Regions from separate parts of the Homo sapiens genome. Here region 1 is linked to region 2. Evidence: read pairs that join two places in POLR2A ChIA-PET (ENCODE). Cell type or tissue: GM12878. All regions are shown on one strand. Each heading gives the region's core, and the rest is flanking DNA. Links, peaks and the distances in the headings are about the cores only.

Region 1 (5,380 bases), core at 119-5,118, 700 kb before region 2:
AGGAGCCACCATAACATTAACTGCCAGTCAAAAACAATACATTGATCCAAAAATCCAGAGAGGTTTATAGAAAAAAATATGGAACAAGACATGTGAAAGTTATATTTCAGGAAATAAATTCAGGCCAGGCACGGTGACTCATGCCTGTAATCCCAGCACTTTGGGAGGCAGAGGCGGGTAGATCACCTAAGGTCAGGAGTTCGAGACCAGCCTGGGCAATAGGGCAAAACCCCGTCTCTACTAAAAATACAAAAATAAGCCAGGCGTGGTGGCAGACACCTGTAATCCCAGCTACTCGGGAGGCTGAGGCAGGAGAATCACCTGAACCCGGGAGGCAGAGGTTGCAGTGAGCCAAGACCAAGCCGTTGCACTCTGGCCTAGGTGACAGAGTGAGACTCTGTCTCAAATAAGTAAATAAATAAATAAATAAATTCAACAAATGTGTGGTTGGTTTTTTTGTTTTTGTTTGTTTGTTTGTTTTGTTTTTTGAGACGGAGTCTCACTCTAGCCAGGCTGGAGTGCAGTGGCGCAATCTTGGCCCACTGCAACCTCCACCTCCCAGGTTCAAGTAATTCTCCTGCCTCAGCCTCCCGAGTACCTGGGACTATAGGCGCCCACCACCATGCCTGGCTAATTTTTGTATTTTTAGTAGAGACGGGGTTTCACCACGTTGGCCAGGATGGTCTCAATCTCTTGACCTCGTGATCCACCCACCTCGGCCTCCCAAAGTGCTGGGATTACAGGCGTGAGCCACTGCACCCAGCCAATAAATGTTTATTCTGAACATTAAAATGTGATGTTTTCATTGCTCCCAATAAGGAATTAACATATATTATCTGAAGCCACACTGTCCAATATAAATATGTGAGCCAGGCCAGGGGCTGTGGCTCATGCCTGTAATCCTAGCACTTTGGGAGGCTGAGGTGGGCAGATCACCTGAGGTCGAGAGTTCAAGACCAGCCTGACCAACATGGAGAAACCCCATCTCTACTAAAAATACAAAATTAGCTGGGCATGTAGGCGCATGCCTGTAATCCCAGCTACTTGGGAGGCTGAGGCAGGAGAATCACTTGAACCTGGGAGGCGGAGGTTGCGGTGAGCCCAGATCGCACCATTGCACTCCAGCCTGGGCAACATGAGCAAAAACTCCGTCTCACAAAAAAAAAAAAAAAAAAAAAAAAAAGAAAGAAAGAAATATGTAAGCCATATATATAATTTAAAATTTCCTAGTAGCCACATTAACATAAAAAAGAAATAAAGTTTTTGATAATATTCCATTTAACCCAACATATCTAAAATATTACCATTTCAACATGCAATCAATATAAGATGTACTGATATTTTACTATTTTTATATTAAGTCTTTGAAATCCAGTGTGTATTTTATACTGAAAGCACATCTCAATTCAGAGGCTAAATTTCTATCAGAAATAATTGACCTATAAAGAGATTTCCTAAAATTTACAGGTGATAAAGTGGATTCCATATCCAAGTTATTCTACACAGATGTAAAAATTAACTGCATCAAGTATCCATTTTAAATTTAAATTAAGTCAATTCAGTTTTTCGGCCACACTAGCCACATTTCAAGTGCTCAAAGGTCTCCTGGCTGACAAGTGGTGACCCATATGGGACAAAGGTCTATAGAAATAAAGTAATAACTATAAAGATAACCACTAGAACCAAAAATTCAAGCCTAGTTATTTATTAAAATAAATATGGCAAAACAAAGCAAATATATAACATAGGAAAACTGAGGTATTAAAAACAGAAAGCAACAGAAAATTACAAATGCTTATCATTACAGATGACAGATCTATCATACCAGTAAGTATAAATAGGTTAAACTTACCACATGAAAAAGACTGATTCACAAAGCAAAACCCAACTTTACACTACATTTAGAGACATATTTAGAGCGAAGTAATTCAGAAAAACTGAAAATAAAAGGATGGCAATGCTATCCCAGGAAATGTAAACAAGAAAATAGGGAACTAGATCTCAATGTCAAATAAGGACGAATCCAGGCCAAAAAGCCTTCAACTAGTAAAAGGGCAGCACTCTAATGCTAATGGGTATATCTCACAATGAGGATGTGAGTTAATAAGCATCAAACATAACACTGATAGTCATAAAGCAAAAACAATAGGAGCTATACGGAGAAAGAGAATCATTATTAGGAGACTTTAACTTCTCTTGTGTTTGATCCATGACAAATCAGGTGGATAAAAAAAGTAAAGTTACACAAAACCTAAATAACATAATATTGCAGAGCTGACATATCACACTCTGCAACCTGAGAAGAGAGTATAACCTTCTTTTCGCTGCCCAAGGAACATTCACAGAAAACAACCATATAATGAGCTTCAAAGTTAACATCAATAAATTAGAGAATAATTCAGACAACATTCTGTAATCACAGTGCAACAAAACTAGACATAAATAAAATTAAAATGCAGAATGCACCTTCACTGGAAATTTTTAACTCCTCCAAACAACTCTTCATTCATAGGAAAATAAAAACCTGAAGACACAGAAGAGCTAAGAGAAAAAAGACCAAATACACACATCAGCTGCTAAAGCAGTGCTCAGAGGAATAACTAACCTTAAACATTGAAATAAACAAGACAAAGAAGAAAGCATTTAATTTTTTTTATTATACTTTAAGTTCTGGGGTACATGTGCAGAACGTGCAGGTTTGTTACATAGGTATACACGTGCCATGGTGGTTTGCTGCACCCATCAACTTGTCATCTACATTAGGTATTTCTCCTAATGCTATCTCTCCCCTAGCCCCCCCACCTCCCGACAGGCCCTGGTGTGTGATGTTCCCCTTGCCGTGTCCATGTGTTCTCATTGTTCAACTCCCACTTATGAGTGAGAACAGAAAGCACCTAATTTTTAAAAGAACAAAATAAACCTGAGACCAGAAGGAATTATTAAAGTCAAATCAGACAATAAACTAGATAACAAAAGTCATAAAACTAATAAATCCAACCCAATAAATCATCAACTAACCTACTCAAGAAGAAGGGGGGGGACAAATGTCACAGGGAAAATTAAGACTGTTCAGTGACAACTATCTCAGCTATCCAAACTGACTTAAAAACCTCAATGAGTAGGATAATTTTCTTTTTTTCTTTTCTTCTTTTTTTTTTTTTTTTTTTTTTTGAGATGCCGTTTCACTCTTGTCACCCAGGCTGGAGTACAAGGGCATGATCTTGGCTCACTGCAACCTCCGCCTCCTGGGTTCAAGCAATTCTCCTACCTCAGCCTCCCCAGTAGCTGGGATTACAGGCACCCACCACTATGCCCAGCTAATGTTTGTATTTTTAGTAGAGACGAGGTTTCACCATGTTGGCCAGGCTGGTCTCAAACTCCCAACCCCATGTGATCCACCTGCCTTGGCCTCCCAAAGTGCTGGGATTACAGGCATGAGCCACCGCGCCTAGCCAAGTAGGATAATTTTCAAGAAAAATATATCAAAATGGACTCTAGAAGAGACAGAAAATCTACAGAGATCAATAACACAGAATAGAGAAAGCTATCAGAGAGCAAAACTCCCCAAAACATACAGGCTTAAACACTTTCATATGAAGTTCTACCAAATCTTTAAGAACCAGATAATTCAAAAGATAAATTAGTCTTAGCATAGGAAAAGAAAAAAATTTATCTTTTTGAAAACAAAAATTTATCTTTTTGAAACAAGCATGACTTTGATCAGAAAATCTAACAGACCACACATACAACATCTACAGACAAATAGCAAATGGATATCAATAAAACAAACCCAGGAGTTCATCATTCTATTCTCTCTACTTCTGTAAATGTTTAAGGTCTAGAGATCTAATGCACAACATGAAGAATATATAATAGATAATAAAATTGTACTGTATATGGGATTCATGCTAAATGAGTAGATTTTAGCTGACCTTGCCACAAAAATAAAAAAGGGTAACTATGTGAGATGATAGATATGTTAATTTCACTGTAGTAACCTTTTAACTATATGTATCCCATAACATCATGTTGTATACCTTAATTATACACAATAAAATTTATATATGTATTTACCTATACATGTACATCCCCCAGGCTGGAGTGCAGTGGCAGAAACACAGCTCACTGCAGCTTCAATCTGGGCTCAAGCCATCCTCCTGTCTCAGCCTCCTGAGTAGCTAAGACCCCAGGTGTGCGATACCACCACTCCTGGCTAATCTTATTTATTTATTATTATTATTTTTTTTAGAGACAGGATCTCACTATGTTGCCCAGGGCTGGCCTCAAACTCCTGGTCTCAAGCCATCCTCTGTCTTGGCCTCTCAAAGCACTGGAATTACAGGCACCCACCTAAGTTTTTTTTTTTAATTTCCACAATAAAAAACTAAAATAAAGACATCTTTACTCAAGGAGAAAAAAATTCTATCTAGATATATCATTTTTTTTTTACCTATCAAAAGTTTGACAACAATGTGGTGAAGGCATAGGAAAACAGGTACTCTCAGAAACTTCTAGCGAGGGGGAAAACAAACAACCTTTATGGAAAGCAATTTGACAATGTTCGCCAAAATTACAAATGCACATACCTGCTGATGTAGCAATCTCACGTTTAGGAATCTGTCCTACAGATACACGCGGACATGCATGAAATGACAATGCATATAATAATTCACTGGAGGGCAGGTTGCCACAGCAAAGTCTAGAAACAACCTATTAATTGTAGCCATCAATAGGGAAAGTTGCTAATAAATTCTGGTACATTCATATAACCAAATTCTCAGAAGCCATAAAAAAGAAAAACAAAGTTCTGCAGGTACAGATATACAAAAATCTGTCTCTAAGGTATTAAGCTCAAAAAACAAGGAACAGACAAAGCTATAAACTGCCATTTATGCGAAAAAAGGGGAGGCCAGTGGGCACAAGTGGGAAGCAGGCTTTTCTGTGTCCTTTTGAACCCTCTGAATTTGGAACCATGTGACTGTAATCTTAGGCCCAAAAGAAAAATCTCATTTTAAAAAATGCCACCCTTTGGAATGTACTATTGCCATAATAAATTAAAAATCCATTTAGAACACTTGTTATTCTTGCTATATTTGCTAACTGTGTGGCAGGCTATATTTCAAGTCAAGATGGAGTTCAAGAAACTTTCATTATTTTAAAAAGCATAGAGAAAAATACTGCACATAGATGAAAGGGGGCCAGCAGATCAGACAGAAGATCATCTGATTAATGGTGCTTAACCCTGGATATGCTTTAGAATGACAGGGGGATCTCCTAAAAATACCAGTGCTCTGCTCTCCACCCCCAGCACCCCCAGACCATTTACAACAAAAATTCAGAGTATGAGGCCCTGGCCTGAAAACCACTCAAGTAAACACTT
Region 2 (5,316 bases), core at 1-5,000:
TCACTATCTTGGCCAGGCTGGTCTTGAACTCCTAGGCTCAAGTAATCCTCCTACATAGGCCTCCCAAAGTGTTGAGATTACAGGCGTGAGCCACCACACCTGGCCACCTTTCAAAAAATAGTGGCAGTTAAAATAGATGTGAGGTGATATTGTGGTTTTAATTTGCATTTCTCTGATGATTAGTGATGCTGAATGTCTTTTATATGCTTGTTGTCCGTTTATACATTTTCTTTGGAGATCTGTCTATTTAAGTCTTTCATCCATTTTTTTTTTCTTTTTGGAGACAGGGTCTTGCTCTGTCTGGAGTGCAGTGGTGCGATCTTGGCTCACTGCAGCCTCTGCCTCCCAGGTACAAGCAATTCTTCTACCTCTGCCTCCCAATTAGCTAGGATTATAGGTGCATGCCACAATGCCTGGCTAACTTTTTGTATTTTTTAAAAAGAAGGGGGTTTAGCTATGTTGGCCAGGCTGGTCTCAAACTTCTGGCCTCAAGTGATCCACCTGCCTCGGCCTCCCAAAGTGCTGGGATTATAGGTGTGAGCCACTGTGCCCAGCCTCCTTCATCCATTTTTAAATTGTGTTATTTGTTGTTTTGGGTGCTTTTTTTTTTTTTTTTTTTTGGAGATGGAGTCTAGCTCTGTTGCCCAGGCTGGAGTGCAGTGGTGCGATCTTAGCTCACTGCAACCTCTGCCTCTCAGGCTCAAGCAATTCTCCTGCCGCAGCCTCCTGAGTAGCCAGGATTATAGGCGCATGCCACCATGCCTGGCTAGTTTTTGTATTTTAGTAGAGATGGGGTTTCACCTTGTTGGCCAGCCTGGTCTTGAACTCCTGACCTCAGGTGATCCACCTGCCTCGGCCTCCCAAAGTGCTGGGATTACAGGCGTGAGCCACCGCTTCTGGCATAGCCAAAACTTATTAAGGCCTGTTTCCTACCAAGCATTGTACTTGGGGAGTGCCAAAATAAATATGGCATAGTACCTGCCCTCTGGGGACTCACAGTTCAATATTACAAGCCCTTAAGGTACTGGTTCTGGTAAGAAAGGATCCAGCCTTCTGGAGAAAAAGGACAGGTACAATTAGAACTGAGGGCAGATACACGATTCGTAACCCATTCTGTGTGACCTACCTCCTCCGGGCAGCCCTTCCTCTCTCCCCTCCTGAGACTGTGTCTAAAAGGAAGACTACTGCCTATCACTCAGCTCAGAGATCAAGCCTTTAACTCCTTATAAATACTTGGGATATCTGAAAAGTGCAGTCAACCATCCTTAGGCCTCCTAAAGTGTCAGCTCTTGGTGGGCGCCATGGCTCACACCTGTAATCCCAGCATTTTGGGAGGTCGAGTTGGGTGGATTGCTTGAGCCCAGGAGTTTGAGACCAGCCTGGTCAACATGGCAAAACCCCACCTCTACAAAAAACACAAAAATTAGCTGGACATGGTGGTACATATCTGTAGTCCCAGCTACTTGGGAGGCTGAGGTAGGAGGATCACATGACCCCTAGAACTTAGCTTCTGAAATGCCACTCCTGCACATCTTGGGTTTGGGTTTACTCCTTTTTTTTTTTTTTTTTTTTTTTTTTGAGTCAGGGTCTCACTCTGTCTCCAAGGCTGGAGTGCAGAGGTGCAATCATAGCTCGCTGCAGCCTTGAACTCCTGGACTCAAACAATCTTCTCAACTCAGCCTCCCATGTAGCTGAGACTGTAAGTATGTGCCACCTGGCTGGGCGCAGTGGCTCACACCTGTAATCCCAGCACTTTAAGAGGCTGAGGCGGGCAGATCACAAGGTCAAGAGATGGAGACCATCCTGGCCAACATGGTGAAACCCCATCTCTACTAAAAACACAAAAATTAGCCAGGCGTGATGGTGCACACCTGTCGTCCCAGCTACTTGGGAGGCTGAGGCAGGAGAAGAGCTTGAACCTGGGAGGTGGAGGTTGTAGTGAGCCAAGACTATGCCACTACACTCCAGCCTGGAGACAGAGCGAGAGTTCGTCTCAAAAAAAAAGAAAAAGTATCTGCCACCATACCCAGCTAATATTTTACTTTTTGAAGAGATAGGGTCTCACTATGTTGCCCAAGCTGGTCTCAAATTCCTGGGCTCAAGCGTTCCTCCCACCTTGGCCTCCAAAAGTGCTGGGATTACAGGTGTGGGCCACCATGCCTGGTCCACGTCTTGCGTTTATATACCTAGATTGTCCTCAGGTTTATGATTCTACACCTGATCTTATTAGAATTCCGTTGAATTTGTCTTTAATTCTCCATTTTCTCTTTGAATTCTGACCCTATCCCACAAGGATTTTTTTTCCTCCCTAATCCCTCTCCTCTCAGCCTCTTTTCAGAATCATCTGCAAACCAGTTCCATAAATGGCTTTTATTTGGCCAAGAGGCTCATATAGTCTGAGCAACAGAAAGTAAAGATAATGAATATAGAATTTTTTCTGATGCACTCTATCTTCAATTCTTTGAAAATAATCAGGCCGGGTGCAGTGGCTCATGCCTGTAATCCCAGCACTTTGGGAGGCTAAGTTGGGCAGATCACTTAAGGCCAGGGGTTTGAGACCAGCCTGGCCAACATGGTGAAAACTCGTCTTCACCAAAAATACAAAAATTAGCCAGGCATGGTGGCGCATCCCTGTAATCTCACCTACTTGGGAGGCTGAGGCACAAGAATTGCTTGAAGCCAGGAGGTGGAGGTTGCAGTGAGCTGAGATCGTGCCACTGCACTCCAGCCTGGGTGATGGAACAATTGAGAATAAAAAAAAAAAAAAAAGAAAGAAAGAATCATTAAAGGGGGGAGGGGACTAAAACAAACAAAATAATAAGTAAAGCCAATATACTAATTCAATTCCATTTAATTCATTTATTGAGCATCTACTATATGTCAGGTATTATGCTGGGTCCTGACACTACAAAGATCAAACAGGGAGAGTTTCTGACTTCTGAGAATTTGCCACCTAGAGAGAAAAAAAAACAGAAATGTAATCAAATACATTGTGATAACTGCTTCAGTGAATAATGTGCCACATGATCTACAGGAAGCAGTAAACAATTAATTCTGCCAGGATGGAGTGCTAGCGAAGTCTTGGTGACGAGGCAGCATAGTGGCCTGGAAAGCTACAGAGAGGAAGTGACATTTGTGTAAAGAGAAATGAAACTAAATTAGAGAAAAAGAAACTAAGTTATCCAAATTGAATTTTCTAGTTTCATACTAAACCTTTTATAAGGGGCTAATAAAATTTCCAAAAAATTAAAGGAAAACATGTTTATTTGTCTTTCTGTCTCACTTTATCATATATCTAAATCCAAATTAAAATGTCATTTTAATTACAGGCACTCATGAAAGGTGGCCGGGTACCACTGTATCAATGGCCCAGTTGCCCATCTCCTGGCGAGAGATTTCCCTAAGTGACCTGGAAGTGTCACTATTACCACCGCCCCACATGAATCTTGTGCTGGAGGCGACTAGAGCTGTGTGTCCCTCAGCAGAAGCAGGTGGCATAAGCAAGAGTTCCATTTTGGTTTCATTTTCAGAGGACCCCAATTGCGCAGTCTGCAAGAAATAATGTGCCTCTCAGGATGGTTCCAAGCTGAGCCCAAATCACTGAGGGAGATTCACTGCTTGCTAACATGAACTTTATTCCTGGATAAACAAGTCCCAAACCGTCTTGTCCATATGCCACCACGGTCAGGTCAAAACACACATTATCAGCTGGGTGCGGTGGCTCACGCTTGTAATCCCAGCACTTCGGGAGGCCGAGGTGGGCGGATCACTTGAGGTCAGGAGTTGGAGATCAGCCTGGCCAACATGGTGAAACCCCGTCTCTACTAAAAATACAAAAATTAGCCGGGCGTGGTGGTACGTGTCTGTAGTCCCAGGTACTCAGAAGGCTGAAGACATGAGAATCGCTTGAACCCAGGGGGCGGAGGTTGCTGAGCTGAGATCATGCCACTGCACTCGAGCCTGGACAACAGAGTGAGATCCTATGCCAAAAACAAACAATAAAAACCAACAACAAAAAAGTGCTTTAACAAGTGCGACTCTGTGAGAGACACTCTGCTAGATGCTGGGGCCATAAGAGTGAAAATAATAGTCTCTGCCCCAGAGGGGCTCAGGTCTGGCTCCTTGATACATTTCACAGATGAGGAAACTGAGGCACTGAACTTTCTGGTTTCTTTCTCTGGGCTGGTTATGCTGTACTCCCTTCACTGAGTATTTTCCTCCCTTCATGAATTTTCAAGAGTTTCACTCTTGTTGCCCAGGCTGGAGTGCAATGGCGTGATCTCGGCTCACTGCAACCTCCAACTCCCAGGTTCAAGCGATTCTCCTGCCTCAGCCTCCCGAGTAGCTGGGATTACAGGTGCCCGCCACAATGCCTGGCTAACTTTTTGTATTTTTTGTACAGACAGGGTTTCACCATGTTGGCAGGTTTGTCTCCAACTCCCGACCTCAGGTGATCCACCTACCTTGGCCTCCCAAAGTGCTGGGATTACAGGCGTGAGCCACCGCGCCCAGCTGCACAAAAGTTTTTAAGTTTGATGTAGACCCACTTGTCTATTTTTTGCTTTTGTTTCCTGCCAAGAGAGAATCTTACATCATGTGACATAATCATGGGAGTAACATCCTATCACTTATACCATATCGGTCAGAATCAAGTCACAGGTCCTGTCACCACTCGAGGGGAAGGTATCACACAAAGGCATGAACACCAGGAGGCAGGATCATGAAGGCCACCATGGAGTCTGTCAGCCACACATTTATTTATTTATTTATTTATTTATTTATTTATTTATTTATTTTTTCCTGGCTCCCAGAACTGATGCCAAACATTTAAAGGGCAGTAAAAGCCTACTTTTAATTCAACCTTTAACCAATACTTCTTTTCTTTTTGAGACAGGGCTCTCGCTCTGTCGCCCAGGCTGGAGTTCAGTGACGCGGATCTCAGCTCACTGCAACCTCTGCCTCCCGGGTTCAAGCAAGTCTCCTGCCTCAGCCTCCTGAGTACCTGGGCTGAGACTACAGGCATGCGCTACCACACCTGGATAATTTTTGTATTTTTTGGTAGAGACAGGATTTCTTTTTTTTTTTTTTTTTTGAGATGGAGTTTCGCTCTTGTTGCCCAGGCTGGAGTGCAGTGGCGTGATCTTGGCTCACTGCAACCTCCACCTCCCAGGTTCCAGCGATTCTCCTGCCTCAGCTGCCTGAGTAGCTGGGATTACAGGCACCTGCCACCACGCCCGGCTAATTTTTTGTATTTTTAGTAGAGGTGGGGTTTCACCATGTTGGCCAGGCTGGTCGCACACTCCTGACCTCAGGTGA

Evidence for each region. ChIA-PET counts read pairs that join two places held together with the same protein. Peaks named below come from ENCODE experiments on the same cell type or tissue, not always from the same donor. Only the 100,000 strongest peaks of a DNase experiment are listed, where the experiment ranks them.
Region 1: POLR2A ChIA-PET joins it to region 2 with 12 read pairs; 2 of 35 experiments call an interaction of 5 or more read pairs at or near these places.

Annotation. Positions count from the first base shown.
Region 1 is chrX:24,468,479-24,473,858 of GRCh38, reverse strand. All of the region lies in intron 1 of PDK3 (pyruvate dehydrogenase kinase 3), which reads right to left. Among named protein-coding and RNA genes, the nearest start is that of PDK3, 5.9 kb to the right of the region's middle. In GM12878, for the core only: no CTCF peak of the experiment used is centred there; no DNase peak of the experiment used is centred there; H3K4me3 peaks cover 256 bases.
Region 2 is chrX:23,771,524-23,776,839 of GRCh38, reverse strand. The region is part of intron 1 of SAT1-DT (SAT1 divergent transcript); the gene reads left to right. Among named protein-coding and RNA genes, the nearest start is that of SAT1-DT, 8.8 kb to the left of the region's middle. In GM12878, for the core only: no CTCF peak of the experiment used is centred there; a DNase peak (open chromatin) is centred at 3,048; H3K27ac peaks cover 840 bases.